Regions from separate parts of the Homo sapiens genome. Here region 1 is linked to region 2. Evidence: chromatin contacts called from ENCODE Hi-C or POLR2A ChIA-PET data. All regions are on one chromosome and are shown on one strand. The core of a region is the stretch at or near the end of the contact, and the rest is flanking DNA. Distances in the headings are between cores, read along the strand shown. Region 1 holds the start of ELK3 (ETS transcription factor ELK3). Region 2 overlaps FGD6 (FYVE, RhoGEF and PH domain containing 6).

The links. A loop is a pair of places that touch in the nucleus more often than their neighbours do. ChIA-PET counts read pairs that join two places held with the same protein, here RNA polymerase II (POLR2A). Pooled maps may share reads with other maps.
Region 1: a pooled map shows a loop between it and region 2 (10-fold over the local background). The contact joins the promoter of ELK3 here to the enhancer-like site in region 2. A Hi-C loop is called at or near these places in 1 of 37 single-sample maps with no recorded cell type and 7 of 50 pooled maps. POLR2A ChIA-PET finds 5 or more read pairs at or near these places in 2 of 52 experiments (WTC11 and activated CD4-positive, alpha-beta T cell).

What each region holds. Positions count from the first base shown.
Region 1 is chr12:96,193,117-96,198,081 of GRCh38, forward strand. ELK3 (ETS transcription factor ELK3) reads left to right here and starts at 1,259. Exons shown (of 5, transcript NM_005230.4): 1 at 1,259-1,589. RefSeq lists a silencer at 1,084-1,223 and an enhancer at 2,555-2,634.
Region 2 is chr12:95,101,769-95,107,245 of GRCh38, forward strand. FGD6 (FYVE, RhoGEF and PH domain containing 6) reads right to left here. Exons shown (of 21, transcript NM_018351.4): 13 at 5,186-5,269; 14 at 3,239-3,318. Among named protein-coding and RNA genes, the nearest start is that of NR2C1, 31 kb to the left of the region's middle. Within about 2 kb of position 1,548, at least 4 of the 41 ENCODE cell types and tissues checked have a DNase peak (open chromatin) inside an H3K27ac peak, as active enhancers do.

The DNA of each region.
Region 1 (4,965 bases), core at 9-2,508, 1.1 Mb after region 2:
AACACTCCCCAGGTGATTCTGACATTAGCCGGGGCCCGGAACCACCCCCGACCTACTGAATCTGGGACTCCAGGAGAGGCCCAGCCACTAGTGGTTTAACAAGCCCCTTGGGTCAAGTTTGAAAACCAGGGGTCTGGGCTGCTAAGTGGCGGCATGGGAATGGAAGGTTCTGGAAGGTGAGCAGTGAGGTTGGGGCGCAGGCCTGGGAAGGGAGAGGCTCTTCAACAGCCATCCCCCCCAACCTTGTCTCAGCCTAGGGCAATGGGCAGGCTCTCCCATCAGAGCCTGGCCTGAGCCCTCAGAGGCAGGACCTCCTTGAGGGATGTGGAGGTGTGAAGACCAGTTCTGAGACCACAGAGGCTCCCTTCAAGCCTCAGTCTCTGACCCTGCGGGCATTATTTCCATGACTTCCAGTGTTGTGGCTCCTTATCCTTTCCCCACAGGCTCGCCCCCCAACTGAGGGCTGGCTTTTTTATTTTTTTGAGACGGAGTTTCGCTGGTTGCCCAGGTTGGAGTGCAATGGGGCGATCTCAGCTCACTGCAACCTCTGCCTCCCAGGTTCAAGCGATTCTCTCGCCTCAGCCTGCCAAGTAGCTGGGATTATAGGGACCCACCACCACACCTGGCTGTTTTTGTTGTTGTTGTTTTGGTATTTTTAGTACAGACGGGGATTCGCCGTGTTGGCCAGGCTGGTCTCGAACTCCTGACCTTAGGTGATCCATCCGCCTTGGCCTCCCAAAGTGCTCAGATTACAGGCGTGAGCCAGCACGCCCGGCCGAGGGCTGGCTTTTAAAACACCGAAAACCCAGACAGGAACGGTGTCCATCTCCAACCCCAGACGGAAACTGTGCCCGCACCCACAAGAAAAGCAGTCCTTTGCCCAGAGCAACCAAACCCTGAACCCCACTCTCGATTCCCCTCTGCCCCCCAACTCTTCCATCCCAGCGGATGGGAAACAGCGAGTCCAGCCGCCTCCCCACCTCGGGACCCCCCTCCCGGGCCAACTGCGCAGGGCACGACCCCGTCGTGGTGCCCCGCGCGCTCGACCCCCAGGGGTTGAGGTGAGGAGGGATCCCCGGTGTCCCGGGAAGCGCGGCGGCTTCTGCGGGTTGCGGGCGGACCCCCCTCCCCGTGGGGAGGGGCTGCGGCCGCGCGGAGTCGCCGCGGGTCGGAGGCTCCTCCCCGGGGTGGCCGCGCAGGAAGCGGGGCGGGTGGGGGCGGTGCGGGGCGCGCACGGGGCCGGGGCGGCGGGGGAGGCGCGGGCCTGGGCGGCCAGCCCCGGCGCACAGCCGCGGCCGGGGCGCGCGGCGCGGGGCGGAAAAGCCTGTTTACACAGACTGCACACCGCCTGGGGAATAATGCAGTAAAGGAAGTGAGCCGGCTCGGCCTGACTGCTCCAACTTCCTGCTCTCACACACACCAGAGGGGAAAAAAAAAGAGGAGCGAGAGAAAGAAAAAAAGGGGGAAAAATCAGGATCTCATTACAAGAGCCACAGACCGTCTGCAGACGCCTGTCAGCATGGAAAGTCGGGGGCTTTCGCCCGGGTCCTCCTAGAAATTCCCCCCGAAGAAGACTCCCCCACATCTGGGTAGGTAACAGGGCTTCTGCCTGTTGCTCGGACACTTAAAAAGTTTGTTTGGGGGTGTTTTCTTTTTTTCTTTCTTTTCTTGGGCGCGGTGGGGGTGGGGCGGGGGGCGCCGCGGGGTGGGCTGCGGGCCGGGGTGGGGGTGGCGGTGCGTCCGCGCGGGAGGGCCGGCCGCGGGGAGGGGGCGCCGCGGATGCTCCTGCGCCCGCGTCGCTGCCACCGCCGTCGCCCGAGCTCGCGCCGGGCCCGGGGCTGCGGGGACCCTGCGCCCGCGGCTCCCCTCCCTGGGGCTGCGCTGCGACCCCAGAGGAAGGGGCGCCGGGCGTGCAACCCTGGGAGCTCGCCCAGGGCCCCGCTGCAGGCAGCGCGGGGAGCGGGGGACGGCGAGACTTCGGGTCCCTGGGAAGAACCGTGGCAGGAGCAGGCTGAGTGCCTGGAGGCTGGACCACCGCCGACCTTCCAGCTGGGACCGCAGTCAGGCTCCCCTCGAGTGGGCAAAGTGCACTGGTGCTCGGATCCAGGGAGGAAGACAGGGATGGAGAGGGCGGTGGAGGACATGGGTCGCGAAGGTGTGGGGCTGGGGGCTGCGTCCACTCTCGCTTGGCAGGTGACCCCCGCCCAGGTCACCGCCCCAGGCGCACGCCCCATCGGACATTTAAAAGCCGGTGGTCTCTATTGGGCATGGTTTTGGAGAAGGACCAGGCAAGAAATGATCTTGGGGCCCCTTCCACTCCCCATCCCTGTTTACCTTCGAACTCAACGTTGGCCTGTGACGCTACTGTAACTTTTGGGGAGGCGGGATTAAGATTTTGGAGTAGTTAAAAAGCAAAAATAAAAGGTCTTGGTTTTGTTATCTTTTCTGAACCGAATCATCCTAGGGACAAGCTGCAGTTAGGCGGCGGGTGGAGGTGGAAGCAAGAAATGTTATTTCAGAAACTGCAAAAGGGGCTTTTTAGAAAGAAAAAAAAACGAGTGTCGGGAGAGTTTCTGGCTTGTCTGGAAACGGCAAGACTAATTGCCATGCGCTTCCGCTTTGAAACTGGCAGCAGACAGCATCTTGAAAATGACTCACTAGAGGAGCTCACAAAGAAACTGTGGTTTGCTCCTTCTTAGGTTTATGTATTTGTGCCTTTTACAGTTTCCTTTGTAGTGTTCGAGGGGTCCCCCGCCCCTTCCCCGCCAGCCCCCTCCCACCCTCCCTCATTTGAAAGCCCCTGGCCGGTCTTTAACTACCCCCACCCCAGTCCTCCAGCCTGGGGGTGGCGGGGAAAGGGGAGGCTGAGTTGTTTTTGGAGTTGGCTGCGGAGAGGGTTAAAGGGATTCTGCTGCTGCAGGGGGAAAAAGTTCCTTGAATTTTCCACTGGCTGCTGCAGGAAGAGAGAGCCCCCTTAGTCATTGCTAAGTAATGTCTGCACACACACCAACTAATCTCATTAGGAGTTTCCGCTGCTCGGCACAGGAGGGGTTTTGTGCAGCCACTGTCAGCCTGGGAGCCCGGCGCTGGGGAAGGAGACAAGTTATGGCTTTATTTACTTAGGGGTGCAGCCGCCCAACGAGCCTTTTCAGGACATGTCTTGAAAACTTTGAAGTCACTTTGGCCATTTTGGATTTCAGATTTGCAGGTTTTTCTTTCCCGCGTGTGTATGTGTGTTGAGAGGTGGGGGGAGATAAGCAGCTCACACACACCCATCTTCTCCATCTGTGCTTGTCTTTGGGGGTGGGGGGGGTGTGGAGCATGTTCCAGGCATCTATTCATGAGCCGAAATCGATTTGTGAGCCTTACAAAATACCCTCTGATCTCTTTTTCTTTCTCTCTCGCCATGGCACCCATTTATTTGGAAAAGGTCAGTTAGGAGTTTCAATTTATGAGGATGATAAAATTACAAATTGTGTTAGGAGGGCACATGGGTCAGGCAGTTAAGGAGACTGTCCATAAGTGTTCTTAGAGTTTCCAGTAATGATCCTGCCTAGAAACCCCCCTGAGTTTGAAAAGTGATGGCCTTTCTATGCCAAATATAGCAAAGGCCTTCTGCCCTCTAAAAGTGTTTTTTTTTTTTTTTTTTTTTAATTTAAATGTTGCGTAGAAATGTGTGGCGTTACTAAAAAGGGTCAAAAGGAACCTGATTGGAATGATGGGGCCCCTTTATTGACAAAGACATGTTGCTTTTAAGGTGTTGGCAGTTCTTTTACGGTGGCAAAGTTGTCCTAAAAACAGCCCAAACAGCCCGACCGGGGTATGAGTCAGTGGACATGAGTACAGGATGTCCCTAATGCTATGCCTTCACAGAGTAGGTGCTCAATAAATTGTAGCATTGAAAGCTGTGAGTAGGCTAACAAAACTTATAATAGGTAAGAAAAAAGACTTACGAGATCTCATACATTTTGCATGAGTGTTCCTTAAGAATGGAGGTTGTAAACTCTCTCCAGAGTACATTTCCTTTAAATAAAAAAGGGAGTATTTAGAATTCCTCCTTCTAAGTAATTATTTGGGACACATAGGTTCATTTACGTTAGTGGTTCACAACTAGGAGTAATTTTACCTCCCAGGAGACATTTGGCAATGTCTGGAGATGTTTTTGGTTGTTATAACTAAGGGGGTGCATTGGCTTCTGGAGGGTAGACGCCAGGGGTGCTGCTAACCAGTCAACAATGCACAAGAAAGAATTTTTTTTGCCCAAAATGTCTATAGTGGATTGAGAAAAATCTTATTTACTTTAATGATGATGAAGATGATGAAAGCTCTTTAACACGCATTCAGTCAACAAATAGGACATTTAAAAGTCATCATCTGTAATTTTGGCCACATACGTAACATAGCATTCATGAATTTTCTCTTTCTCTTTTTGGTCAGTAACATGCAATAATAGAGTGACATACGGATGGTGACCTTGTGATGGTGTACCCTTTATGTCCTGAATTAGGCCATCCATCTCTGAAACTCTGCAAGTATAGCATCTTCATGCACTTGGTACCAATGCTGTTGAGACCAGAATGGCAGTAGTCCAGATAGGGGAGAGCAGTGATTTGCCAGCTCCATTTGAGTTTTGAAGTTAACCTAAACATTTATTAAAGACCTCCTCTTTTTCTTATATAAAAAATTAAATAAGTCAAAAGTGCTAATATACAGTACATGTAACTCTGAGGTCATATATTAAAATTTATATTTGTAATAACTTTTTGGAACTTGAATCTTTTCCTGAAATTGGTTTTAAAGGACTTCCAGGCAGTGTATGTAAATTAAAATATTCCCTTCTTAGCTGTCAGATATTGGATTTTGTGTGTTCTGTGGGACCCAATTATATTTATATATCTATCTGATTCAGAAGACCAGTATGGTGCTGTGAAATGTTGCAAAACATGACCTGATGACAACCCAAAA
Region 2 (5,477 bases), core at 298-2,797:
ACTTCCTGGGTTCAAGCAATTCTCCTGCCTCAGTCTCCCGAGTAGCTGGGACTACAGATAAGCGCCACCACACCCGGCTAATTTTTGTATTTTTAGTAGAGACGGGGTTTCCCCACGTTGGCCAGGATGGTCTCGATCTCCTGATTTTGTGATCCACCCGCCTCGGCCTCCCAAAGTGCTGGGATTACAGGCATGAGCCACTTAGCACCGGCCTTGTTCTCTGAACTTTTGTTCAAACTCCTCTATCCCTCAAAAACGAAAAAAGGGCTGAACACAATCCTGCCTGTAGCACTTTGGGAGGCTGAGTGGGGGTGGATCACCTGAGGTCAGGAGTTCAAGACCAGCCTGGCCAATATGGTGAAAGGTCATCTCTATCTTAAAATTAAAAAAGATGGCCAGACGTGGTGACTCACGCCTGTAATCCCAGCACTTTGGGAGGGTGAGGTGGGTGGATCACTTGAGGTCAGGAGTTTAAGACCAGCCTGGGCAACATGGTGAAACCCTGTCTCTACTAAAAATTAAAAACTTAGCTGGGCATGGTGGCGCATGCCTGTAGTCCCAGCTTCTTGGGAGGCTGAGGCACAAGGATCGCTTGAAGCCGGGAGGCGGGGGCTGCAGTCAGCCGAGATCGTGCCACTGCACTCCAGCCTGGGTGACAGAGCGAGACCCTTTCTCAAAAAAAAAAAAAAAAAAAAAAAACACAACAACAATAAAGGAAAAGAAAAGAAAAAGTCACAATGCTAAGTGATTGAGAGTTTACCTGCACTCTCTAAATATTGGTATCTGGTGGATGCTTCAGGTACCCCCAAGAAATTTGCTTGTTCTGACTGCTAGCTGCGAAGCATTTGACAAACCCTAGACACAGGTATTTGTCTTCTCCTGTCATCCTGTATGTCAGGCAGCAGTAGCCATTGCATTTCAGAGGAGTAGCACACCCCAGGATGACTCTTGTGGTCCTCTGATTTTGGGAAGTCAGACATTTGGTTTGAGTCCTTGACATTCATGGACGTAAGCAAAATTATAAAGGTTGTCAGAAACACCTAGGTTCAAATCACAGCTCCACTGCTTACTACTCGTGTAACCTTAGATGTGTTATTGAACCTCTCTGAGCCTCCATTTTTCTAATCTGGAAGATCAAGATAATATCCACCCCACAAAGTTATCATAGAACTTAAAAGAGAAAATAAATATAAAACGAAACATGAGCACTGTGACTGATGCAGAGTAATAAATGATTCTGGCCACTACTCCACCTGCTCCTAAGATCCTAGTTGATTTCAGTGGTATGGACAATTGGAAACAGACTGCCTGGTTTCAAATCCTGGCTCTGCTAGTATAGCTGAGTGGCTTTTCTCAGCATAGAATGGGTATAATAACGACAACTTGCCTTACAGGTTGCTGTGAAGATGAAACGAAGTACTACACATAAAGTCTTTATGATGGTGCCTGGCATACAGTAAGTGTTACAAAAGCGTTTGCTTCTATTTTTATTAGATCAAAGGTTAGGTCTGAGAAGACAGTGTCTCATTATTTAGATTGTGCAGTGGAGCATGCTATGACTATTGGCATCTCTCCCTTCACCAGTCAAACCTTCCCAAATACCCACTTCCGCCACTCAGTCAGTAACTCAGTAATGTATTTTTATGAGTCATAGAGTTTCAGGTTTCCTCAGCACTTGAATTACATTATGGCAACATATTAAGTCACTGCAGGTTCCGGTCTGGGGCAAGGTGGTATCATAAATAATAATGGATTTCTTTTCCCGCCCTCCCTCCATTCTTTCTGAGATGGAGTCTTGCTCTATCACCCAGGCTGGAGTGCAGTGGAGTGATCTCGGTTCACTGCAACCTCCACCACCCAGGTTCAAGTGATTCTCCTGCCTCAGCCTCCCAAGTAGCTGGGATCATAGGCACATGCCACCATGTCTGGCTAATTTTTTTGTATTTTTAGTAGAGATGGGGTTTCACCATGTTGGCCAGGCTGGTCTCAAACTCCTGACCTCAGGTGATCCACCCGCCTTGGCCTCCCAAAGTGCTTGATTACAGGCGTAAGCTACTGCACCCAGCCCATAACAATGGACTTAAAAGCAAAAGACTTCGATTTGCATCCTGGCTGTGTCAAATATGTATCCGTAAGACAGCAACTCCATTTTTCTGTAATTTAGTTTCCTAATTTTTAGAAGGAGATTACACCTACCTCATAGGTTTGTTAGAACCTTTAAGTGACACCTACAAATTTCCTAATAACCTATAAAGCACTAGTTGTTCTTAAAAACAATTTGAAATAGCCACTTAAAAAATGATCAGCAAAGCACTTTCACCATTGTTATTCTATTCAGAAGAACATTTTAATCTCTGTGCTTCTAGCATACTGTTGCCTCTGCTCTCAGCCACTTCCTTGCATGGTAAATCAAGAGTAAAACTGCACGGTATTGGGAAAGAAGAAAAAGAAGAACAAAAAGTCAGTAGCTAACCTAAGTGCAAAAAGTGTTGGCAATATCTTTCCCTGTTATACTCACAAAAATCTATGTTTATGTATTCTTAAAAATAGGCCGGCACAGTGACTCACACCTGTAATCTCAGCACTTTGGGAAGCTAAGGTGGGAAGATTGCATGAGCTCAGGAGTTCAAGATCAGCCTGGGGAACATATGGAGACCCCATCTCTAAAAAAAAAATTTTTTTTTTTGAGACAGAATCTCTCTCTGTCACCTAGGCTGGAGTGCAGTGGTGGGATCTTCGCTCACTGCAACCTCCGCCTCCTGGGTTCAAGCAATTCTCCTGCCTCAGCCTCCTGAGTAGCTGGGACTACAGGTGCCTGCCACCATACTTGGCTAATTTTTGTATTGTTAGTAGAGATGGGGTTTAATCATGTTCATGTTAGCTAGGCTGGTCTCAAACTCCTGACCTCAAGTGATCTGCCCAGCTCAGCCTCCCGAAGTCCTGGTATTACAGGGGTGAGCTACCACACCTGGCATACAAAAAAATATTTTTAAAGTTAGCCGGGTATGGTAGTGCATGCCTGTGGTCCCAGCTACTCAAGAGGCTGAGGTGGGAGAACTGCTTGGGCCATGGAGGTGGAGGCTGCAGTGAGCCGTGATTGTGCCACTGCATTCCAGCCTGGGTGACAGAGTGAGATGCTGTCTCAAAAAAAACCAAAAACCAAAATTTTCCTGACATTCCCTAGCAAGCAGACTCAGAATGAGAAAAAAAAAAAAAAAAAGAAGAAGAAAAAATTTACCTGGCTGAGAGAATGAAGGAACGTTCTACACTTTCAATCTTTAATTCATTCTGATAGGCTTCTTGGGTAGGTTTTCTGACCTGGAAGAAAGCACAACAATTTGAGCCGACTCATCCTACTGAAAACCATATCAATGAGCTGAAGTTGTCCAATGGCCCTGGCTGCTTACATCCACAACCAATCTTCCTATCCAGCTTTCTCTACTGCTGTTCTCCTTCATCTACTCTATGCTTCAGATGAATTGAAAAGCCCACACACCAGCCCACCTTTCCCACCTCCAGGACTTTGCTCACAGTATGCCCTCCACCTGGAATGCCTTTCCCTTACATCTCAGCATGGCCAAATGTGACCTATACTTTAAGGTCCACTGGCTCTTCCTCCTCTTTCTCCTTCTTTCCTAGCTGCTCTCAAAAGCTACAGGCCAGTCCCCACCATGACCATCAAACACTGCAAGTTCTTTATTTTCTGAATTCCCAAAACTGTAATTGTGCCTTTATAGTGATATTTATTACTGTCTACTTTATAGGTATTTACGTGTAGTGTACTGTCTTCCCAACTAGTTGCTAAGTCCCTGGGGGAGGAAAGACAATAAGAATCATGCTTCAACTTATCTTCATATCTTCCACCAAACCCATTACTGTTTTGTTTATAGTAGTTCTCAATAAATATCCTATGAATACATTAATGCATGAGTGAACAAATGACTACATGAATGAATAATCAAATGCATAAACAGGCAGGGCGCAGTGGCTCACGCCTGTAATCTCAGCACTTTGGGATGCGACGGTGGGTGGATCACTTGAGGTCAGGACTTTGAGACCAGCCTGGCCGACATAGTGAAACCCCGTCTCTGTGAAAAATACAAAAATTAGCTGAGCCTGTAGTCCCATCTACTCAAGAGGCTGAGTCAGGAGAATCTCTCAAACTCGGGAGGCAGAGGTTGCAGTGAGCTGAGATCGCACCACTGCACTCTAGCCTGGGTAACAGAGTGAGACTCTGTCACAAAAAAACAAAACAAAACAAAACAAATGCATAAACAGTAACATATATAGACAGAAAAGTAAAGGATATAAGAAAGATGTTTATCTTAGGGAATTTTCTCTAAAATATATATTTGTTGTTGTTATTATTTTTAATAGAGATGGGGGTTTCACTGTGTTGCCCAGGCTGGTCTCTAACTCTTGAGCTCAAGTTATTATCCTGCCTCAGCCTCCCAAAGTGCTGGGACTACAGGTGTGAGCCACTACGCCCAGCCTTTATTTGGGCTTTTTTTTTTTTTTTTGAGAAGGAGTCTCACTCTGTTGCTCCAGCTGGAGTGTAGTCGCGCGAGCTCAGCTCACTGACACCTCCGCCTCCCAGGTTCAAGCGATTCTCCTGCCTCAGCCTCCTGAGTAGCTGGGATTACAGGTGTGCGCCACCACGCCTGGCTAATTTTTGTTTGTTTTTTTTTTGTATTTTTAGTAGAGATGGAGTTTCACTATGTTGGTCAGGCTGATCTCAAACTCCTGACCTTGTGATCCACCGGCCTCAGCCTCCCAAAGTGCTAGGATTATAGGCATGTGAGCCACCACACTGACCTTATTTGGGTTTAAAAACAAATCACCTGGGTGGGCATCATGTCTCACACCTATGTAACCCCAGCACTTTGGGAGGCCAAGGCAGGCTGATCACCTGAGGTCAGGAGTTCGAGACCAGCCTGCCAACATGGTGAAACCCGTCTCTACCGAAAATACAAAAATTAGCCAGGCGTGGTGGTGGGTGCCTGTAGTCCCAGCTACTCAGGAGGCTGAGGCAGAAGAATCACTTGAACCCAGGAGGTGGAGGTTGCAGTCAGCCAAGATTGTACCACTGCACTCCAGCCTGGGTGACAGAATGAGACCCCGTCTCAAACAAAACAAAACAAAACAAAACAAAACAAAAAACAAAACATCTAACAGATGCACACACCTTCATTCCAGCCAGTGAGAGCATGTTGTTCAGTTTATACATCCCAGACTGCACTGGTGTTGTATACAGCAGGGCATCATTAAACTGAAAGTAGAAACATTTCAGGGGAGAAAGTAAAGAAACACATTACTGCCACAAAGATTTTGACAAGATACAAGATTAAAGGATAAATAATACCTCTTTGCTAATAGCTCTCTGAATAAAATACTTATATTCTGCTATATACACTAGAACTACCCAGAATGTTTATTAGAATATAATTTAAAAGGCACTTTCTGGAAAACGTGCTTTA